2 separate regions of the Homo sapiens genome follow, and region 2 is linked to region 1. A link is a loop called in an ENCODE intact Hi-C map of the cell type or tissue named here. Cell type or tissue: mammary epithelial cell. All regions are shown on one strand. Links, peaks and the distances in the headings refer to the core of each region. The heading gives the core; the rest is flanking DNA. Region 1 overlaps MMS22L (MMS22 like, DNA repair protein). Region 2 overlaps LOC101927314 (a long non-coding RNA gene).

Region 1 (12,316 bases), core at 1,859-9,858:
CAAGTAGAATAAAAATAAAAACCCTAGAAAAAATAAACAGAGAAGTGGTCATGAATATGCTCTCTCACTCTACAAGCAGTTGTTACTAAAAAGAGGACTAAGACCTCTTAGGCTTGTATATTTATTTTATTTTCTCTCATCTTGATGTTCTTATTCAAGTCTTCCTGACCACTCTACACTATTTCTATTGTAACTTTATTCATTCTATTTTTTTTTCCAATGAGGTTCCTCAGATCTCTTGTGTAATGTGGCAGGAAATACTTATAGATAAGGAAGACATTGTTCAGGTGAAGTATCTTGTTCATGATCTCATGAGTTAAGAGTGAAAACTCATGATCTCATGAGTTAAGAGTGAGTTAACAGTTAAAAATCTAGCAGCAAAAAGGAAAGCTATCATTAAAACGAAGACTGTAATAAATACCAGTATCTTACAGATTCAGTAATAATAAATGTGTAATTTCTTTCACAGTGGGATGTGTAGAAAGGTCACTTCAGTATGATGATAAGGCAGTCTTACAAAAACAGTTTTGAAAGGGCTTAACAAACAACTTTTTTTTTTTAAAGCAGGCCACAAAATATAAGTTAGTGTTCTTACTATTACTACTGTCGAAAGGCTGATATATCTGAAAGCAAAAACCTGACAAAGTGAGAGTATATGTAGTAGAGATCAGTCCTCATTTGTGAAAATTCTTAGCTTCCTAGGATACTGATCTGTCACAGGTTTGCATTAATGTGTATGCCTGAAATAAAAGCACGTACCTATTTTGTAGGACATGACTTAAATATCTTGCTACAACTTGAGGGCAGATGATATCATCCCAACCAAAAAGTTGAATAATTGATATAACTGGCTGAGGCTGAAAATCTGATGGAGCTGTGCTTGGCATGTCCATTGCTAGCAAAGTAAAGTCTAGATTCAAAATGAGAGAAACTTAAAGTCAGGAATCTTTAAAAACCATTTCTGACCCACACACCCCTGGCCAATTATAACAAGTGTTTTTTTTTTTTTTAAGTAACAAATAATAAAATGTTCTACTTAGAAATGTAGAGCAAACAAAAAGCTAAAACTGAACAAATTCATGTTGTCATAGAAATTTCTGTAGCATCTAGATCTCCAAGAAAGGCCTAGAAGAATTTATCTCTGCATTATCATTACAGATCTATAATGGCTCCCTCTAATTACAAATTCTATGCCTGAGGTTTTGGCTAATGTGCCTCCACCATTCAAAAGACCTATTTATAAAATATGTCCAGCATCTAGTCTTCTAAGGAAGCAAATTTGCCTGTCATCTGCCACAGGTGAACAGTTCCTTCTCACCTTAGACACTGGACATTCTCTTCTATTAAACAGAGATCTCCTACAATCAATGACACTCCACTTCCTTTAGAACCCACAAAGTCTAGGAACTAGAATTCCTTAGTTAACCATGCTAAACAAATATGTTTTATTTTGTGATTTTTCTTGGGAACCCATAAACTCATTTTGTATGATATTAATTTGTTTGCCAATACATTATTTATTAAGAACTCCTATGCAGCTTTCTGAAACGGGGTGGCTGTCTATTTTCCCACTCCCCGTATACCACTTGATCTACCAACAGGGTGAGATTACTCCTTGGTCCACATTGCTGCTTCTAGACTATTCTCCCCTCTTCCTCCCTAAAATTGCTAGCTTTGAATTTCATATCATCAGGTTATATCAGTCACTATCTTTGTTGCATTTACCTACTACTTCCTAGTTCACCTCCTCCTCTCATTCTTTGTAGACTGTAGCTCACTATCATGCTCTCCAACAGCACTCCTGCCATAATCTTTTGTGATTATTTTTCTCCAGTGTCATGGACTCTTGATTTCTTGAACTCCTCTGATTTAATGAATCTATCTTCCATTCTACGTCAGCCATTCACTCCCATGCTGATACCCAGCGACCTTGGCATTACCAGTAACTACAATCTCAGTAATTTCAATTGTAAAGTACCCCAATTTTTGACTCCAAACTAGCTTTCCAACTTTCCTCTTCTCCCCCAACTCCAACAATTCTTTGATTCCATCAGGACCTAAAATCCACTGATCCTACAACCATTTCCTCATCCCTCCTTGTCTCCATGCCTTCCCTGTCCCTTTTTAGGACACTTGATTGCATGGTCCATTATTATACTCATTCATTTATACTACCAACTCTTGCTCCTTTCTTGATTTGTGTACTCGCCTGGAAAAATCATCACCTGTTTAATTCAAACTCTTGGCCTTTTCCCCACATGTACCAGTATTAAATGGCTGAAGAAGAACCATGCTGACTGATACCACTTTACATTTATGACTACAGACTTCAAGTAGGCTCTTAGAATTGGCCAGCATTCCTATGACATTTCCCTAGTCCATTCAGTCTTTTATTCTCTTAGGGTACAATTGCATATCTTCTCTTCACTCTTCATCAACAGCCAGCACCTTCTGCCCCTTCCTCATTTTCAGCTGATGGACTGACTTAATACTTCACAGAGAAACAAGAAACATCAGAAGAGAACTATCACAAGCTGCTACCACATTTACGCAGTTGCCTTCATCTGGGCTCACTTATTCTGCCTTCTCTTCTGCTACTAGAGATGAACTGAGGCCAAGTTCTCTATAAGATCCCATTTTATCTGGGCACTAAAACAAAAGTGACTTTGTTTGTACCATGCAATTTTCCTTCACTTTGGAGCATTCCTGTCAGCATTTTAAATATACTGAAATGTCTCCCATGTTATTTAAAAACCAAACAAAAACAAACCTTCCTCTTTGACCCCTCTAGCTACTATCCCCATTTTTCTACTTCTCTTAAACAGTGATATTCAAAAAGATTAATCTAAATTTGCAGTCTGGAATTGCTCTTTTCACCTTTTCTCTGGAATCATCTTCTATCAGGCCTTTGCCTCTCCACTACATACAAACTGCTCTTTCAGGTCACCAGTGACTTCCCTCTTATTAAATCCAATGACTAATTCTCAGACCTTATCTCACTTGATCCATCTATAGAAACTGAGCTGTTGATCACTTTCCTCTCTTTGGGCTCCACGGCACCACACTTCCCTGCTTTTTCTTAACTTACCTTCATTCCTCTCCAGTCTCCTTTCTTGTTTCTCCTGACCCTACAAATCTGAACAAAGGAATACCCTAAGGCCCAGTCCTCAAACTTTTCTTTTCATCCATACTTGCTCTATGGGTGATCTCATCCAGTTTCATGGTTTTAAAGAATTATTTATATATGGATGCTTTCCAACTTCAAATCTCTAGCTTGGACCTCTTCCTGAACTCTAGGATCATTATCTAAGTGCCTACTTAACATGCCTACTTGGATTTAATGAACATCTTAAAAAAAATTACCAAAAATGTTAATCTTCCCTCATAAAATCTGTTCTAGCCTCAATCTTCCTCATCTCAGCAAATGGCTATAGTTACCCTTAATTCCTCTCTTTATCTATTTGGTTACCGTATCTTACCCACTTAGCAAATTCTGTCATCTCTACCTTGAAAATACTTTCTTCAGATGGGAAACCTGACCACTTCTCACCACCTCTACTGCCACCACTCTAGCCACAGCTGCTCATTTTTGGGTTATTACAATAGTTCCCTAACTGCCTTCCTGCTTTTCCCCTTGCCTAGTCTTCCTATAAGTCTAGCCTCAACCTAGCAGCCAGAGGACTCTTATCACTCCTCTGCTCAAAACTTTTCAACAGCTTCCAATCTCAGAGTAAAACCAAAAGTCTTTATAACCACTTACAAGGCAGAACACAAACTAGCTCTCCATTACCTCTTGATCCATCTCTTAGTTCTCTTTCCCTTTCTCATTCCACATGAGCCTTTGCTGCTTCCCTATAGTTTCTCAAACACACCAGACATGTTCTTGCCTTCAGACTTCTGCAAAGCATGGTCTCTCATCTCCTTCAGTTCTTTGCACAAATATTACTTACTTGGGCCTTCCTGACCACTCTATTTAAAATCACAACTGCCTCTGGCCTTCTGTATTCCTATCCTATATTCCACTCTTTCCCACAGCATTTATCACCACACATTACACTATTTACTCATTTAGTGGTCTTCCTATGCCCCAACACTAGATTATGAGCTCCATCAGAACAAGTATTTTTGTCCTTCTTCTCCATTAGTATCTCTCCAATGCCTATTAAACTAGGTATTCAGTAACTTTTTTTAAATGAAGAAAATCATTCTCTCCTAAACTATCAAGTCTTTATTTCAAATCAAAGCCAAAGTACACATATTTTGCTTTCTATTTATATACCATTTATCTTCAGCATCTAAGACAGCACTGACTGAACTGATGCATTATTATTTTTGTTGACTGGCAGTTGGGATGATGCATGTACACAAGTTATATCATCTATTAATGACTGCTTAAACTGGCTGAATATCAATATTTATTTTCATAGACATTACAGTAGTTGGAAAATTGTTGTCCTGTCACAATTCTTTAATCTATCATCGTAAAGTCCTAATTATAGAAGTGTTATCAGAATTCAAAATCTTTTCAAATTTAAATCATTAGTCTTTTACACAGCACTTTAAGCTCAGTTTTCCTCGTATACACTAGGATAAATATTGGTTTAAATCTTAGGTTTTTAAAACTATTATTTAAAAATAAATTAAATACCTTTAAATGGACTTCATTCAAGTACATGGAGTTACCATACTAATCACTGTCTATTCCAATACTTCTTAACATATTTTGAGCAAAATACCCCCTTGAGAAGACAATGGCCTCTTCTTAGAAATGATATATATGCGCATATATTCAAATTCTTACCTATAATTTCATGAGATCCAGAGTCCCTTAAAGCCTAAGGACATGTCTTTAGGTTAATAATCAAATTAAGTAAAAATTACAACTTAAAGTAGAATCTAGTAGAAGTCAGAACAATAACATCCTATATATTCAGTGTCATTCTGATCTCATCTTCTTGGGATTGAAGTGGTATTTATTTTATATTCTTTTGCTCTTTACACAAATTAACTTCATCTTATACCTATGTATCTGCTCATACAATTTGAAAATAAACTACTTGAATCACACGTAATCAAATGCTAGTTTACCTTCCAAAATATTACATGCATAAGAAAAGCTTATGTATATTCAATATTTTCAGGATAGAAAATTATCTTATTTTTAGTAAATAATCATTTAATTTTTAGCAATAAATAAGCCAAAGGATCCCAATTTATTAATATGTAATTTGTTTCATCTTTCTGGCTGACAAAATGTTTGCTATACAAGAGTTTGTTACTAAGAAAATAAAGGAAAATACTGACAAAGAGTCTGCAAAAAGAGAAATTAGCAAATTAATAATTAATGCTGACCTGCAGCTGCATCCGCAAGTTGTGAGAAAGGCACTACCTGTGACATTCTCTGACTCTTCAAAAATGAAAAGAAATGTCTCCACAGTGCACTGGCAACTGCAGCAAGGTGGCGCTCTTTAGCCGATAATGAAGACTGTACAAATAGGTCCACATTGTCCCTTTGAAGTTCCTGACACAATTGTTGATGCATACTCCTAAAAAGAAATAAAAATACAGCTAACACCCTTAATAAATGCTTACAAAAATCTTCTTAAAGTACATTTTGAGCTTTTTCCATTTATATCATATGAGAAACATTTTATATAATTAAAACCTTTATGCCAAGACATTATGCATTTCTGGTTGTTTGATGGATGAATGATGGCATATTAAGCATCATAAAGTTAATGTTAACTACTAATGTCAACCATTAATTATATGCTTTTTAATATGTCAGATCCAAATGAGAAAGAGGCAGCTTCAGAATGAAGGTCTGCATTTTGCAACTCACACATGACAAGTGATTTTTACTTAAAATCTAGACATGAAAACAATTTTTAAAACAATTTTCTCCTGAGGGCTTTAGGACATGGATGTACCAAGAGGAAGGTAAGTACAACTGGCTTATGCGTGGTATTTTAAATTAAAATACTTTCCTTGTTTAGAAGACACAGGCCTTGTGTAGTAGACAAAACTATGCTAGATACAATCTTACTACTTTGGTCCCAAAAGATTCATAATCATTCTCACTTGGTAGGCAATAATATACAATAACAAGTTGCTCTTCATAAAATAATAAAACATAATTCGATACTGCCTCAAATTTTGATTAATCATTTACTCACCTTTGCTGATTAATTCAATCGAAAATTTAGATATCTCTAGACCTTAATAGAAACGTGCAGGAAATTGAGGTTACCAAAGAGAGGGAAATAAGAGATCTTCTTAGTGATGTGGAACAGAAGGCATTTATGTTGTGCACCCACTGATAATATGATTATTTAAAACTAAATGTACAACCATGCTATTATTCCTGTTTCTGTTTATATTACTGCCAGATCAACTGAGTAGACATAAATGCATGGATACATTTACATTTGCATTTTTTTTTCAATTATACAGAAAGCAGCAAAAAATAACCAATGGAAATTATGGAGAAGACTTCCTTTAATAGAGATAGCATTCCACTAAGAAAAATAATTAAGTACTTTAAAAAAGATGTTTGATGTTTTTAAACAGTTTAGGGGAAGTGGATAACATGAAAGAACTATACAAAACACAGAACTAGCATGTGTATCTAAAGCAATCCCACAAAAAGATCAAGCTGGTTATAAGATCACATCTTAGAATATTTCGCATAACTACCCAAGAGTGAGTAAAAATTCTAAGTATAAACTGTATAACATTAGGGCCTTGAGCCCCTTTACATTGGAATTCCTGGAAAATTATGGGATATTACTTAATACTACAGGAAATATTCAAAAAACAAGTGAACAAATGGCTGGGGAAAGAGTATACAGTAAACAATTCTCATAAAAGCTAACCAAATATCTGCTATGTCCTCTCTGTAAAAACTTCTTGAGATGCTTTCAACTTGAACTAGTGGCTAGAGAACCATTTCAGTTCCTTTATCTTAGAGTGAGATAAATAACAAACCACTAAAATCTATCTGGCAACTAACTCAACTGCCTATATCAACATAGCAAAGTTCACAGTACATTTCTACACAGTGGAATCCATGTAAAATAATACCACCATTTCTACTGCCCTTTATAGCTTTTTCAAAGTATATTGGTTTCAAAAGACAATAAATAACTTATGGTACTTGAGTAGGATGGATTTTGCTCACCATATCTAAAAAAGCCATTTTATTTACTAACTAAAACCTATTCCCTAGGAAGGAGTAACATTTCTGATCGACCTCTATATATGTGCTAGAAATTCCTTAAATTAATTAAATTCTTTTAAAATCGGAACAACTCTATGAGATAGGTATCATTAATCCTCTTTATAGATGACGAAGCTAACAGTAGGAAAGCTAAATATGCCCAAAGGTCACATGGCTAGAAAGGGCTGGCCCCATCATCTGAACTTAAATCTGACTCTGAAGCCCACTTTTCTTTTTACACACTAAGACATGCACCCTTATGCGCCTACACATACACAAGTTTTAAGTGAATTAAACATTGATAAATTATCTTCTCTTTCTACTTAGGTTAAAGAAATTTCATCCCAGCACTTTGGGAGGCCAGGGTGGGTGGATCACTCGAGGCCAGCAGTTCAAGACCAACCTGACCAACATGGTGAAATCCCCTCCCTAATAAAAATACAAAAAAATTAGCCGGGCATGATGGTACACGCTTGTAATCCCAGCAACTCAGGAGGCTGAGGTAGGAGAATTGCTTGAACCCAGGAGGTGGAGGTTGCAGTGAGCCGAGATTGTGCCACTGCACTCCAACTTGGGTGACAGAGCAAGACTTTCTCAAAATAATTTAAAAATAATAATAATAATAAATAAAATAAAGGAATTTCAGAAAGCTTAAGAAAAGGGGCTGGAAAAGCCACATGTAGCTGTGTCTTTTGAAGGGCCAGGAGCAACATCAGAATTCTAACATTAGGAAAGACTATAAGAAGAGATGCTAGAAAACATGTATTCAAGGCAATAATGAGAAAGGCCAACAAATGTGAACCACCTTTGACCTCTCCACAACAAAACGTTGAGGTACCAGGGAGTATAAGTATGAGCTAACGTGGGGATAGGACTCAAAGTTCTGAATCCATTAGGTTTAAAAAAAAAAAAAAAGCCGAGTGCAGTGGCTTATACCTCTAATCCCAGCATTTTGGGAGGCTGAGGTGGGTGGATTGCCTGAGCTCAGGATTTCAAGACCAGCCTGGGCAACATAGTGAAACCCCATCTCTATTAAAAATACAAAAAATTAGCCGGGCGTGGTGACATGTGCCTGTAGTCCTAGCTTCTTGGGAGGCTTAGGCTGGAGGATTGCTTGAGGCAGAGGTTGCAGTGAGCTGAGATTGCACCACTGCACTCCAGCCTGGGCAACAGCGAGACTCTGTCTCCAAAAAAAAAAAAAAAAAAAAAAAAAAAAGAATAATTAATTAAAAAAAAAAAACCATTGTGAGGTAAAAAATTTTAAAGCTATAGATTACATCCTCCAAGGTTGAGTTAAAACAGCTAAGACAAGTTTCAACTAAGGGTAAGACACTGACCCCAAACCACACTTGTGTTGGAAATGTGCACCCACTTTGTGTTTTTGGATTTGAAAAGCAGCTAATATCCCCGGGAATATGCAAAATGTTTCCTGCTCAATAGTTTGAAAGTTCAAGCTTTTTCAGTCTGGATAAGAAGAAATGATTACCTGCTATTTTAAACCAGAACCTAGTTGTTTAAGACCTTATAATAATAATTTATTTAAGCATAAAGAAATCAGTGAGTGACAAATACAGGAAATGCCAAGAGTGCACTGTAATAGAAGTCTGAAGGAAGAACCAAATTTTTGCACTATAGCCAAATAGCTAGAAATACTCCTTGCAGACACTGGTAATTTTTTAAAATCACATGTTTGAACCAGAAAACTAATTATACAGACTACTGAAAAATAAATTATATTAGATGTGACCACTGCATATCTGCTGAAGGTACATTTACAAAAATGCAAAGAAGAAGCTCTGTCACTAGAGGTAACAATGTAAAAGAAAACACAAAACATACATAAAATATTATAAAGAATGTAATATAGTTCTAGGTGATGGCTGTTTTATGAGGCATTATTTACCTTCTTCAACACAAACAGTAGAAATATGTAAGTAGATTTTTTGCATAAAAGGAAAAATATGTGATTTCTGGTCAGAAACTGAAAGACATAACACAAGGATGTAGGATCTCCCAACACTTGGCAATTGTTTTATTTGAGTAAAGACAGATTTCACATTAAGATCAGTTTGGAAATACAAGATCAGATAAGGAAATACACACATGTAACCAGCTCTCTTACATTATAAAAGATACAATACAGTATAGTAGAAAATAAATTTGCTGAATGTCAAGTTATTCAAATTGCAGCTCTCATGGTGGAAATAACAGCAACATCCAGCATTTACTGGTATTTACTATGAGACCAGCACCATGCAAAGTGTTTTATAAGCATCGTTTCTCACCCTATGAGGTAGGCATAATTATTATTCAAATCTTATATATGAGAAAATTGAGACAAAAGGAGTAATTATGCTGCGTAATAAACATGGTTATTAGCATAGCTATCCAGAGCAGTGTGGCTTTGGAAAAACAAGTAACCTCCCAACTCGCTGTTTTCTTTAGAGTCAAGAACAGGAACAATTGTTGCTATATCCACCTAACAGGGTTATTGTGAAGACCACAGGAAATAACATTCTGAAAAGTTTAGAAGCCTATCATTACACTATATAAACACCCACACTTTCACATACCAATTATCCAGGTGTTCCTACGCTTCTATTTTAGCTCAGTTACCCTGCCTCCTTTAGCTTTCCTCATTATCTTCAAGTATTTTCCTGATTCTTTCATCTGACTGCTCTTTTGCCCCACTTTCCAAGATTTCCTGTTTTTATTTGTCTGCTACTTCTTGCTTTGATTTCATGTTTACTTATCCATTTTGCCCCCACCTCTCTACTCCCACACAGATACCTTATCCCCACAGACACACAAATTTATTGAGGCATCTATCATATGAGACGCATGGAACCCTGTACCTGAAACTTCTACCTGCCAGTCTGGTCTCTCAGTTTCTGCTCCTCCCTAGTAACTTAGGCAGGCTTCTGGGAACACTTACTGGACCACTGCTTATAGTTTTCGCCTCTAATCTTGGCATACCATTGTTTCTCCTATAACTGTTATAGAATAAGGTATGACATCCTATATACCACTTTCCTGGTATTCACAGTTGTATATTAATTATTTCTAATACATGATGCCTCAAAGTTTAAGGAAAATTAAAATTGTCTATTGATGGACTTTTCATCACATGGAAAAAGCATAATATAATAAATATGACTGGTAAGGATTAACAGCAATAATTGAATTCTTTTAACTCTACTGCAAACATGGTAACTTTAAAAAAATCTTTATTAGTGAAAAATATAATGGAAAATTTTAAGTCAAAAAGTTGTTCCAAACCACTATGAGTAATTATTCCAAGTATCTTATTGATCTGATGGAAAACTAAATGGGAATCAGGACACTCTATAACCATTTTTAGCTTCAGCTAAACTCACTAAAAAATCTTAGACACTGAATCCTCTCATCATACTTGCTTGTATCTGTGAAACAGGGCTTACTCTGCCTTATTATCCAGGAAGAATATAACATAACTAAGGTAATGGCATTATCAGAAAAACAAAAAATCCCTGAAATTTAAACAGTGGAAGTTATCCAAAAAATCATCAATCCAATCTTGTCTTCAAAAAATGAGAAAAAACAATAGACAACTTCTAGGTATGAAGAGACTTTTACAAAGCCTCAATTTGAGATAATGGTAGTTTCAATCCTGAGTCCCAATCCTGTGCATGCCCAAATTGTCAGGGAGAAACCAGGCTGGCAAGTAGCATTCAAGCACACTTTGCAATGCCTCCATGTAACAGACACCCCAGTACATCTGTGTGTCTGTGCATATGTGGAGGAGGGGGTAAGTAGGTGGTAGACGGATGGATGGATGGATGGATGGATGGATGGATGGATGGATGGATGAATGAATGAATGAATATGTGAAATCAAAGCAAGAGTTTATTGACTGTTTTGATGATAAAGCACAGCAGTGGCAATGATGCTTACCGTCACATATAATTACAGAGAAAAATAAGGGCTCCTTGAGATGCAAGGAGAATTCTTCAAATGAGCTCTTGTCTAAGACAGAAAAGATCAGCTTGTGACTCTGGAAAACTACTAAGCCTCAGTTTTTCATCTGTTAAATGGAAATAAGGCCCTACTGTCCTCTATGGAGCTGCTAAAGCATTAAAGTCACAGCATTTAGGTAAAAATACTTTGTAGACAAGGCAAAATAATATGCACTTTCATAGACTGTAAGGCAAGACAATATGCACTACTGCTTCTAAATCCTAATAAACATGTTCTTAGAGGCATTCGAACATCACTAGAAAGATACAAGCTTTGGAGACAGACATACTAAAGTATACATCCTATTTTGCCAATTAGCAGTTGGATGGTCATTTCCTCATCTGCTGCAAGAATTAAATAAGACATATTCAATAAAGAGTAACTATTAGGGTTGGCCAGAGAATTAAAAACTGTTTAATGATAATATATGTACTAGCCCTATTCTAAGTGTTTGACCTTTTATAACTAATTTAATCTGTAGGTACTTTATTGTCCTCATTTTATAGACAAGGAATCTCAGTACAGAAAGGATAAGTAATTTGCTTGGGTCATGCTCTTAGTAAGCAGCAGAGCCAGGATTTGAACCCAAACAGTCTAGCTTCAATACCCCAATTCATAATCACTATGCTACAGCTGCCTCAAATACCATTTTACTACACAAATAAATAATACATGCTCCAAATGTCGCATTGCTGTATTCACTCATTCATATGTAAGTTCTTAATAAAGGTAGTTATAAAGTAGTATAACAGCTAATCCCAGGTGATATACCAGATGCATACATGTTAAAAGTTTAATACTTCTGGGGAGTGCCAGGCTCTATAGGGATTCCAAAGGTCAACGATGTGTGATAATTTACAATTTTCCTATGCTCCAAAATTGACTTAGTTTGCAAGACTGGGAAAGAACAACAAATCAGGAATCCAGTGATGAACCTAGCAAACCAAGCATGCCTATAATAATGCTGTCTTACATACAATAAAAGGGGTGAAGTGCCTAAAATGAAGTTGCTTGCCTGTGTCCCAAAAACAGTAACTAGCACTGGTATGAAAACATACCAGTAAGAAGTCATCATTTTTAGAATTTACCCTCATATTTTCA
Region 2 (12,316 bases), core at 1,365-9,364, 250 kb after region 1:
ACAGAAAAAGGACATTAGTGGAAAAATTGGAGAAATTTGAATGAAGTCTATAGTTTAGTTGATATTATTGTACAAAAATCAGTGTCCTGGTTTTGATAACTATGTCTAAGTACAAAATGCTAACACTAGGGGAAACTGAGTTGGGGTATACGGAACTCTGTATTATTTTGGCAAGTTTTTTTGATTTCTAAAATTAGTCAAAACAAACATTTAAAAGATCTTCATACATATGTAAATGTCATATAAATATGCAACTGGAAATAAAAGCAGATTTATTATTCATGTATTTACATTGCCAGTGATTGTTAATGGTTATTTTAAGTTTAGAGGTGTTTGTATCAATATGGACACTATAAAGTTTTGAATAAGTTTTAAAAACAATGTTATTCATATTAACTCAAAGTTTTTGGCCAGGCGCGGTGGCTCACGCCTGTAATCCCAGCACTTTGGGAGGCCGAGGCGGGTGGATCATGAGGTCAGGAGATCGAGACCATCCTGGCTAACAAGGTGAAACCCCGTCTCTACTAAAAATACAAAAAAAATTAGCCGGGCGCGGTGGCGGGCGCCTGTAGTCCCAGCTACTCGGGAGGCTGAGGCAGGAGAATGGCGTGAACCCGGGAAGCGGAGCTTGCAGTGAGCCGAGATTGCGCCACTGCAGTCCGCAGTCCCGCCTGGGCGACAGAGCGAGACTCCGTCTCAAAAAAAAAAAAAAAAAAAAAAGTTTTTGGTTTTATTTGAGTGGTTTTTGGTTGGTGTTCCTTCTCTTTAAGCTGCACTTTCTGGATATTTTTCTAAGCATTAATAATGATACTTATAGTAGATTGTAGCAGAAATAGGATTAATTTTTTTGGTTTATGAAACACTAAGTACTTTTTGAGGATAAAATTGGCTGTCAGTCCTTGGAAATGCTGTACTGATAAATTTGCTTGCTTTTAAACATTTTTTTATTTCTGCCCCCTACCCATTCTCCACCTTTTTGGATTACAAACCACAATGTTCTTGCCTTCTCTATTGCCCTCTAGGGGTAGACTAGAGAACTTGTGCCGTTGTGAATTCCTGACTGCAGTTCAGGGGGAAGAAAATAACTTGGAAGTTTCTGAATTTAGTGGAGATAAATACGGATAGCTCAGAAATATATTTACCAAATATCACAGTCTCGATCTTTGTCTAGCATTGCCAGCATGTTGTTTAAAGACCTATTGTTTATTGTGGCATATGCAAATCCCATTAGCCTTGTGCCAAGTGGAAGACTTGGGGGCATAGTAGATGCTTTATTCACAAAGACAATGTCAACAGAAGCCTTCAGGATCAATCTCTCATCTGTGATCCTTCCTCCTTCATCATGCACACCCCCTTCCCTCAGATGCCTCAGGCTCTTTGTTCCCCTTCCTAATATTAAAACCCATTCTGTTAGCTCTTTTTCGGAAATAAATGTTTGTGAAGAATTAAAATGTTATTTCACCTATTTCTGCTTTTGGAAAAAAAATCCTACACATTTACTCCCTACTAAGAATATATTATTCTTCAATTTATTTGTTTATTCTTTCATCTCTCTACTATCCTTCGGAGTTCAGGTGTTAGTAGCACCATATTTGCATCGAATATTTTCATTTGCTAAATTAAAAAAATCTCAGAAGTATCTTTACCTTTTTTTGGTAACATTGCACTTTTATAGCATTACTGAGACTTTATTTTCTAGGAATATAAGGCTAAAATGAAATTTAAGTCATAATTCAATATGGTGAATATTTTAATTCTTGACAAAAATATAACTTTTCTGAGATATATTTATTTTATGAATGCACAAAAGAAATATATATATGAGTTAATGAAAGCTTCCAATTGACATTTTTAGACTGGAAGTTAACTGAGGCCAGCTAAACGTGTTAATTAGTTGACTGTCATTTTTAAATAGAGATTTACAATATGAGTTTGAACTTATTAATATTATGAATTTCATTGTTGTTTTCCTGTGAGCTGTATGAAACTCACCACAGTAGAGAGCTGGATGGTTTCAATATCTAATGACTGAACTTTTCACCTCAGGCCTTGGGTCACATTAGGCTTTGGTTTCAAGTGATTGACAGCCATTTCATAGTAACCTGAAATGAATTGGGGGTCAAAATCATCCAAATGATGGAGAGAAAATGCCCCCGTTAGAAAAAAATAAAGGCAGAAGTAAACTAACCAGTGTAGTTGAAACTAATTGGCCTCCTTATTGGCAAAGGATTGAACGGGCACAGGGACTGAATTAATCTCTTGAATTCGGTGGCAGATCCTTGCAGGTTGAAATTGTGAATTGGCAGGTTAGCATAAGGGGTGGCTGTATCCCCCTAGCATGTGATACTTCTGTTCTGTGAATTTCCATTTTGTGGAGCTGTCAATCTGAGGCTTTTGTGAGCATTAAACTTTCTTTAGAAACAACACCACTAAAAAAAGAATGACCCCACCTCCTAAACTACCACATAAATCAGCTTGATTAGTAATCTCTATTAAGAGACATTGAGTTTTGAATTGGCTGGGGTATTGTAGGTCCAGAATGAAGGACTTGGCAGGCCCAAATAGGGAAGTTTGAACATCTGCCCTACTCCGTCCTAGCACTTCTGCAAGTTTTAAGCCTATTCACAAATGGCCTAAATTATAAAAGTGCAAACTGTAGTTCTCCACAAGCAGTTTTTCAAATAACATTAAGGGGTGAATATATAATATTAGTATTTATTGAAGGTGTAGAAATTCCATAAAATATTTTATATTAAGGAGAAAGGTAACAGTAACAGACCTTTATATTTGAGCCCATTAATACCAGCTTTCTTTTAGCATTCTTCTTTTCTGTAACAAGTGAAGTTTGATCTTGAATTTTTATTCAAAGCTCTGTAAACCAAAGCCACAGATGGGGTATTGCTGTGTCATTTCCATGGCCTTATACAGATTACAGAATGTATGCAGCTGTCCCATACTCCCTTAATAGACCTTCAGCTTTTCAATACATCTTCCACTGATGGCATTTCTGTGGATAAACATCATTTCAGAATGAAATGTGCCAGATGTCCTGCAGTGCACTTAGGTACAACAAGGCACTTTTTAAAAAAGTCGCGCCTGTATTATTTACTCATTTAGAGAATGTGACTTCTGGAATATACATTGGAAATCCAAAATTTGCTGAATGAGAGAGGAAATATTATAAATAGTTTTTAACTCATATGTACCTTAAAATTCCCTTAAATACATTTTTTCTGGACCATAAAGAAATCAATGTTTTATATCCAGGTTTCTCATAATTTTTTCCTCTAGGAGGCATAACTCAATCAAAATCTCTGGTTACTACTGAATAGAAATAGTCCTTTTTATTGAGGTTAAAAATTGCTAGATCAGGGATTTGGAATATATATGTATGTCTATATATACACACATATATATAATGTTTCCTTTAGTATAGCTAATTTTATGAAGCATTCCTTTCAACATTCTTGAGTTTTATATTCCTGCCACAAGAAAATATTATTTTCAAGTTCTGTATTTTGTTATTGTTGTTGTTAAGAGACTGGAATAGGTGATCCAAATGAAAGTAAAACACCAGTGAGAAATGGCAATTCAGGATCATTCCAATATCAGCATTTGATTCTCTCATATCAGATGCAACTATACCACATGCTCAATTGAGTGCTTGACTGACTATTGACTTATGTCATTTAACATTTTTTTACATACATACCACTCTTCAAAGCCTGCAAATCATTGACTGCAAGGACCATATCTTCTGCCACTTAATATGCCTCGTTGCTGAACACAATGTGAGATTTTAGTCAGTGGCTGTTGAGTTGATGACTACGTTTATGGTAAACTAGAACAAGGAGATGTGTATTAAATTTTTCTATGAGGAAATCCATTTTCACTTATAAGTGCTTATAGATTATACCAAAGATATAGACTTCACTTAATTGCGATATCGCAAACTGTGGTAGCTTTAGTGTTCTTCAGCATGTTTTTTATGCATTTTTCATTTTTTAAAGAGTGAGATTTGTAGAGGCAGTCCACTAATAGCTGATAAAACTGAGGTACAGACCTTTAGATGGTCCACAACTAAAGGAGATGGTGCTAGGCTGTATTTTGAAGCTTCTGAGAATCCCTAGGAATTATTTAAAAGAGACACGTCCTTCAATATTGCATAAACTAATTATCTATGAACTGTTTATCCTAAGCAAAATAATAATAATAATAATAATAAATCATAATGAGAAAATGTTACTCCAGGAACGTTGACAATTATTTAAAATCTCACTATGTATTTAATTCAAAAAGTGTGATTCTTGAGGCTGTATACTTTTCTATGTGTGCACTCCCTAAGAAAACTAGCTGAAACTTTTAATGATTTATCAAATCACTTGATAATTTTATATATTGTCAATTTACCTCCTCTTCCTAACAGCAATGTTCCTCTTAACACAAAATATACTGCATTTAGAAAACTGAAACATATTTATCATTTGTCTTGCCATCAAGGTTTTTAGAAAATATCTGCGCTGTAGTTCTGTCTCTGACAGCTGTGTGGTTAATTTTTCGATCCCTGGTATGTAGCTGTCTCTTTCGGTGCTGCTGCGTTTGCAGCCATGCTGTCAACATCCACCAGAGAGCAGAGCAGCTCCAACCCCCACATCTTTCATGCTAGAAATAGATGGAGACAGTAACACAGTCAGATCCTTGGCCAAACAACGCGGATTGCAGTTCATTTCAAAGGTCAGCACATATTTAAGCTTGCTTCATTACTGCCACCTTTATGCCTGAGATTTTCATTTAAAAAAAAAATCAGTTTACCCAGGTTCCTTTAGAGACAGAAAAATGAAAGTGCTGAGTCCTATTTTCATTTGGAGATATCAAGCTTTTTATCAAATTATAGTGGTGGCGTTTCAGAATATTTCATATCTGATCAAGAGGGAAATCCAAAAATAATTTTCTCTTTATTCAGGAGTCTTTCAGGCAGGAAAACTGTTTTATTTTTTACTTAATATTGTGCTCAAGCCAATCATTTTAAATTCATAGAGAAAGCAGACATTTAAAAACAATTTATAATAAAAATATTTTGGAGTTTAATATTTTTATTTATATTTTCTAATGAAAACACCACAATTTGTACTCTTTCGACATGTTTTAACTTATCAACTAGTAAAATAAATATACACACTTTCCTTTCTTATATTAAGGATGGTGAACAAGTGGATAATTATAAAACACTTTCTAGTTAAAAAGAAATAGTTTGCCTTTTAAGAAAAAAGCAAGGATGGTTTATTTTGTTTTAAATCAAATCTGTCCTTTTCCTATTTACCATAAGGATCTAATATACATAGGAAGAATATGATACAGTATACATTAGGAATATTAATATGGCCTGTGTATATTAAGGATTCTCAATGGTTTATGTCACAGATATCTTTAAAACTAATACTTTATTTTTAATTAAAATAATTAATTTTGAGACGAAGCTTTACATCTTCTTTGCAAAAACAGAGTTCTAGGAAATGAAAGAAAATCATTCTGAGATAGGATGTACAAGCCACTGAGAAAATACATTTTCAAAATAGTGTTTTAATAAAGGTTTTTGATACCAAAATGTGAAAAAAATTGTATAAGTGGTTTCGTTAATCATTGGAAATTAAACTGCCTATAATTTTTTTAATGACTAACAACATAAGTAGTAAAAAATTTTTCAAACTTGATGTCATGATCATTTTAGATCATTGAAATTTATATTTTTCTTGTAACACATTGTGGGAACATAATTATGGACATACCTTAGAAAGAGTTTAAAAGGAATGCCTGGAGGCTAAAGGCTTCCTAAAAGAAATACTCACATACTCAGGTTATATAGCTGAATATATATATTATATATATATATAATATATATATATATACGTATATATTTTAGTGATAATTTTAACTAGGTTATTTTAATTTTGGCATTCATGTATTTCTGAAATGAATATTTAAAATACACTATAACTGAAAGAGGAAAAAACATATCTATATTTAAAGTATAATAATTTTAGATTTATAAATAGATTTTATAAAAGTTTTTTGAATACTTCATTAATACTTTATCTATAACTTACTTTAAAATAATTAAGAAATGTATATGGCTGAAAGTCCAGTCATCAGTTGTATTTAGACTTGGACTACTTCACTCAATTCTATAGGCTGGTTGGAATTTGAAAACAAATTCTCATTTGTTTTCAGGAATAATGATCTATAAAAAGTATGTGAATGAGATCCAGAAAATATGATAGTAGGACATTAGGATAAAAGTAAGAAATGTGAAAGGTGAGAAAACTGGGAAAAAATAGGACCTCAAGTCCCTTGGACCATCCAAGTGCATCTTTTAACCTGAAAGATAACATGAACCCTTTTTCTTGTCCCTCAGATTCTAAAGTACATGGTGCTGATTTTACTTGTTATAAATTCTAACGTGACTTATATATAGGTTCATTTACTTCTTTCTTAGATGCAATTTAAAACAACAACTCAGCATTATGAAATAAAACCAGGTAACAAACTTGCATAAGTGCTCCCTGAATCTAAAGTAAAAGTTGAAAAAATTAAAACCAGCAATAAAAGAAAAGCAAACTTCTATTAGAAAATTATATTCCTATTTTAAAGGAAGTAAAAAGATATTTATTGCCAATTATTTGCCCAACAGCACATTATCTCATTTAACCTTCATTATCACACTGGGAGCTGGGTGGTGCTAGGCCCATTTTACAGAGAAGAGACTTAAAATTTTAAGAATTTAGTGATTACCTCTATTACCTAGCCAAGGCTTGGTCCCAGATCGTCTGACTTCACGTCCTATTTTTCTCTTTTGCTAAGTTAAAATTCTGGACAAAGACAAAAATCCTTTCCTTAAAGGTTAACTATCTTAGAGATTCATGGATTTGAATTACTGGCAGAAAGAAAAATTAGGAAGAGCAAAGATTAGCTGTGAGGTGAATGATAATACATGGGTGATTTCTATTTTTCAGTTTGCGATTTAATTCTGTAGTCAATTATCTGTATTAAAAAACAAACTAACTAAAGTGCTCAAAACTTAGACTGATTTGTTATTTATCAGGTATTTATCCTAACACTTTAATTACTACTCATAACAGAATAATTAAACCTATTTGGCCTATATTCCTGGTAAAATGGGAGTTTTATATATGAAAAAATAGCACACATCATTTTTGGATAATTAAAGGTAGTCCATTGTATGTGATATTAAAGGCTGATATCTTTAAATACGTCGTGACAATTTTAAGGGTGGAAATATAATTTAGCTTGACTTTTGGCTTTTTTTTTTTTTTAACATGGGTTAAAAAAGTTTAGTGTACTCAAAGACTACAGAATTGCCCTATTGTTATTTATTCAACTCAAGTACCAGGGGCTAAGAAAGTCAGGAAAGCCACTTTTTTTTTTTTTTTTTCCATTCTTCATCACGGCCTCTACTTCCCTGGCTCCCCAGATGTAGCATGGCCTTGTTTTGAAATGATACATTTAACAGCAATATTTTAAAAAGCCTTTTTCATTTGTACAAATGAGAAATCAGGTTCAAATGATTACAGGTAGAAGTGATCTTTAGCCTTTTCTTAGAATTTAAGTTAGGTTTACACGTAGAGGTAGGTGATCTTTGGCCTCACTTTAGAATTTGAGTTACAGGTTTTTGAAAGCCTGGTAGCCTGGTAGCCCTTTACATAAGCTCTACATATCCTGCAATAGAGCAACCAAAGGATACTTTGACTGCTGTAGTAGACAGTTTCTTTTCTTTTGCTTATTAATACAAAGGTGCTTAGCGGCACAGTAGGAAAATTTAAATTCACTCTCCAAAAGCCCATTTATGTGGAATGTGTTAAAATTACTTTTTCCAAAATAATTTGCTAACCTAGTATTCTTCTATATTCAGAAGTTTAAAAATAAATCTCTTAAGCCTCAAGCAGAATAATGATTTAATACAAAAATAAAGATAAATGATTTTTTTTTCTTACAATATGGTCATTGTCTTTCACTGAGTTCTAAGGATGTTAACATTAAAGTTCCTATGATGAAAACACTTTAAACTCTATGATAGGAACTTGGAACTTTCTGTGGAAGGCTCTTAAGAAATCTGATACAACCAAAATATTTTTCAAAACTTGTGTTTGTTGTTGTTGTTGTTGTAAGTTGTGCTTGATTAAAGGGATTGTACTTTACAATGCAAATATTAGAAGGCAGATTTGAAAGTGCTAGTATATTTTTAAAGAAATTCATATATGTTTTCTGAGTTGATTCTATCTGAACTTTTAAATAGACACAGAAGCAGAATCTCTTATCACTAAATTAGGTCATGGAATAATAGCACTATGCAAAGGTTCAGATGAAAAGATAGTGGTAACATCAAAATTTTCTCATTTTCTTAAAATTTAAGATAAAAATGAAGGGTCACTGTGTAGAGATTTCATGAGTTTGACTCATTAATTCACGAAGAAAGGAAAAGGAGAAGAATATATTTTTAAAGAAAAACATTAGAATGTGTTGGCTGTATTTCAGATGATGATTTGTTTTTAGTGATTTAGACCTCTATTATATTTCTGTAGAATTAGTATTGATCATTTCAACTTTTTTAGGAGCCTTATTTTGCTCTAATTCAAAGGCAGCACATTCTGTCTTAAAATCGTGAATACTGCAGAGTTCTTCATAACTTTATGGATCCAGTCTTTTAGTATTCATTTGGATATTGCATTGTTGTTAGCTAGGTATCCCTATGTTGCTTGTTTGTATATTTAGAATATGGCTGATATACTTTATTTTCTTAATATATCCCAATGTATTTTAATATAGGAGCTTGCATGTGGAGTTCCGAATTTATTTTATGATAGCACTCTCAAATTTTATAGTACATTATTAATTTGCTAGGCTAAAAATCTAAGCCAGTCTCTGAGCCTTCAAAGAAATTCTAAAAAACAAAATGCTGTTAGTTGGAAGTATGATTTCAGTAGGAATATCTTCTGAATTGTTTGTGGTTCATATAAATATATTTTGAGGGAAGTTCTTGTACCAAAGTTCAAGGTCCTGATATTTACATAGTTTCTTTACATAGTGCACCAAGTTGATTTGTGAGGAAATGAAGAGAATTTAAATTAAAAATTTAAACCATGAATGTAAAATTGCTGGATATTTGCACATAGTACAGGGTTGAAGGGAGTTTTTTTTTAAGTTATCCATATGGCAGCAGAACTTTTAATAAACAATAGTTCTAACACAGATTCTTTATGGAAACAGAAAATAGGATTTATGAGGTGACATTTTGAGTATGTTAAGTAAAATGAAATAAGATTAGCTTTATTTTCCTATTTCCCCCCAGCCTTGCGAAGGTTTAGTGGCTGAATTACCACTTATAATTTGTTTTTTCATTCCTCGCATGCATTTCATTAACCTATTCCTGGCTCTGCAGCCAGCCTGCAGAGAAAAATCAGCAGAAGGATTTCTGAACAGATTGGCTACAACACGCTATAGGACATATTTCAGAATCCAAGGACAATTTGATAACTTTTACTGTGCTTTACATTAATAATGTGAAAAGTTTCATTTTGTTTAAATGGTATCTTAGAGAATTAATGTTATTTAATAATATTTAAGTAAAAGTTATGAGATATTACCAAACAGTCAAAATTTAACTCATAGTTCATTGAAATTATTCTGACTGCTTCAGAGTCAGGATTAAATAGATTAGTATTGAAGTTCAGTTCAGGGATTTTACCACTTATTGGATGAACTACTGGAATAGTAGTAAAAGTTTTTTGTAATACAGTTGATTTTTCTTTGAAATAGTTATGAGACTCATGTAATAAAGATTGGAAGATATTTCAAACAGATGTAATTGTACAATTTTCTGAATATAACAGAATTTTGCCTTTCATTCTTTTTAAAAATAACTCTCAGTTATGTATGTTAGCGCAATAATGCAATTGCACATAAATAAATGAAATTGGTGTTGAAATGCAAAAAATTATTTTTCATATGAAAGTTACCTTTTAAATTATATTTTGATTTGACTTTAATTTTGTACATTTGCATTCCCCAACAGAGAATGATGGCTCAGAATGCCCCAGGTGAGAGGATGAGATGAGTTTGTGATTTAAAAATGCTGTGACTCTAAAAAGAAAATTTTTAAAGTTAAAAGGTACTTCAGTTCAACCTTTTGTCCTATAATTCCCTCATCCTGTCTGAAAACTCAGCATTCTCTGGTACTGTTTTATAACTTATTATTTGTTCGGGCCAGTGATAGTACACTCATTACCACCCTGCAAAAGGCAGCCTCTGTTTTGGGATATTTTAAGAATCAAATTGTTTCTTTCTTTTCTTCTTGCTTGTTTTGAGCTCAAATCTGCCCTATAATACCTTTTATTTGCAGTTTTTGTTCTGTGATAGAAAGCTACCAGAATGTCACTCATTCTCTACGTAAAAGACTATCAAATTCAGCTATTGCTACATTTCTCTGCTCTATTTTATAGCAAAAGTCCTGGAAAGAGTTCAATTCAGCAAATGTTTATGGAGTGTCTAATGTTATTTTAGGTTCTTAGGATATAAACAAACAAACAAACAAAATAAAGATCCCTGCCTTGAGGAAGCTTCTATTCTAGTTGGAATAACAAAATAAAAGACAAGTTTACTAAATGATTTTAGAACACCATTGGCTCTAATTGCTTTTCTTCGCATTCTTTCATGCACCTCCCAATAGGCTGTTGTCCCTGCTATTCTTCTGAACTACTCTTCACTTGAGAACTAGAATTTCATTATTTCTTCTTTATTCTCAGTCTTCATTAGTTTTTATCTTTTCAGCAACATTTGAAACAACAGAACACACCCTCCCTCCTTTTTGAAATATTGTCTTTATTTTTAGGACACCACTGGCTCTTACCTTTTTCCTTGACTCACTGCCACCCTTTCTATTCTCCTTTGCCAGCTTCTCCTCCTTTTCCAGGCCTTTAAATGCCCCAGGGCTCTGTCCCTACTCCCTCATCCTTCTCCTGTTTTTTTTCTCTGCCTATACTTACTTATTAGGTGATTTCACAGTTTCATGGCTTCAATGACATCTTTATGCTGGTATCTTTCACATATTCTATAATCCAAAGAAACTAAGACACTGATTCTGAAACTGACTTCTGATGCACCATTATTTTGTATACTACTAAGGAGAAAAAAAAGGTTGCCATTTCTCTGTAAGATATTATTGATTGTGAGACATGTCCCCATTTCAAAGATGTTAAAATAGTGAAAAAGAGTGTGTCATAGAATAAATGAAATGTGGCATATATCCTGACCTCTCCTCTCAGATTCAGACTGGTATATCCAACGGCATATACAACATCTCCACTGAGTTGTTGAATGGGTGTCTCAGGTGGCATTCCTTAAACTGAATTCTCAATTCCCACTCATTCCCAAATTTGCTCTTCCTCTAGTGGTCTCCACATCAATAAATGGAATCTCCATTCATCTGGTTGCTTTGCTCAAAACCCCAAAGGTAATGTCTGATCTGAGTTTTCAACTTTGGCACAAATTTTATAATAAGCAAGTTCTCTACTCTCAAATAAATCCCCAAATTTGATCACTTTTTACTACCTCTGCTACCACTCTTGTCTAAGACACTTTGTTTCTTGCCTATAATACTGAACCAGCCTCCTAACTGGCCTCTGGTGTCCATCTCTTGCTCCTAAGCAGTTGTATTTCACATATAGCCAGAGTGAGTGTTTAAAAAACAAACATCAAATTGCCCTACACCAACTCAAAACCTTACAGAGGCTTCTCTTTATATTCGAAATATATTCCATCCCTTTCCTTGGTTTTCAGGGCTCCACATGACCATGCTCCTGCCTCACTCTGTGACTTTACTCCCCATTGCTCTTTTCTGGGTGCCGTATTTTCCAGACACTTTGTTATTCTTGCTATTCCTCCACAGCACCATGCTAGTTTCCTCCCTGCTCCCAGATCATTAGAGTGTCACATAATTTGAAGCCCTGCTACATGATGATCCTGCTGTCTTCATCCTCCTACCCACAACCCAAGGTAACTAATTATGCCTTTGCCTTTATTTATGGTTTTAGCACATATATAGACACCTCTAAAGTATATATAACTTTTAGTTTTGTTCTGTGTAAATGGAATTATACTGTATGTGTTCTCATGTGAATTGCTCTTTCACTTAACATTATGATATGTACAGCTGTACTTTGCTCATTTGCCCTGCTGTGTAGTATTTCATCGCGTGGATATACCAAATTCATTATTCATACATTTAACTGTCAACAGATTTTTT

The links. A loop is a pair of places that touch in the nucleus more often than their neighbours do. Peaks named below come from ENCODE experiments on the same cell type or tissue, not always from the same donor. Only the 100,000 strongest peaks of a DNase experiment are listed, where the experiment ranks them.
Region 2: a loop joins it to region 1, with 14 times the contacts of the local background. A loop is called at or near these places in 8 of 110 quality-filtered maps.

What each region holds. Positions count from the first base shown.
Region 1 is chr6:97,181,145-97,193,460 of GRCh38, forward strand. MMS22L (MMS22 like, DNA repair protein) reads right to left here. Exons shown (of 25, transcript NM_001350599.2): 15 at 5,353-5,546; 16 at 760-910. Among named protein-coding and RNA genes, the nearest start is that of MMS22L, 96 kb to the right of the region's middle. In mammary epithelial cell, for the core only: a CTCF peak has its summit at 5,453; no DNase peak of the experiment used is centred there.
Region 2 is chr6:97,436,153-97,448,468 of GRCh38, forward strand. The region is part of intron 1 of LOC101927314 (a long non-coding RNA gene); the gene reads left to right. Among named protein-coding and RNA genes, the nearest start is that of MMS22L, 160 kb to the left of the region's middle. In mammary epithelial cell, for the core only: a CTCF peak has its summit at 4,621 (motif pointing right); no DNase peak of the experiment used is centred there.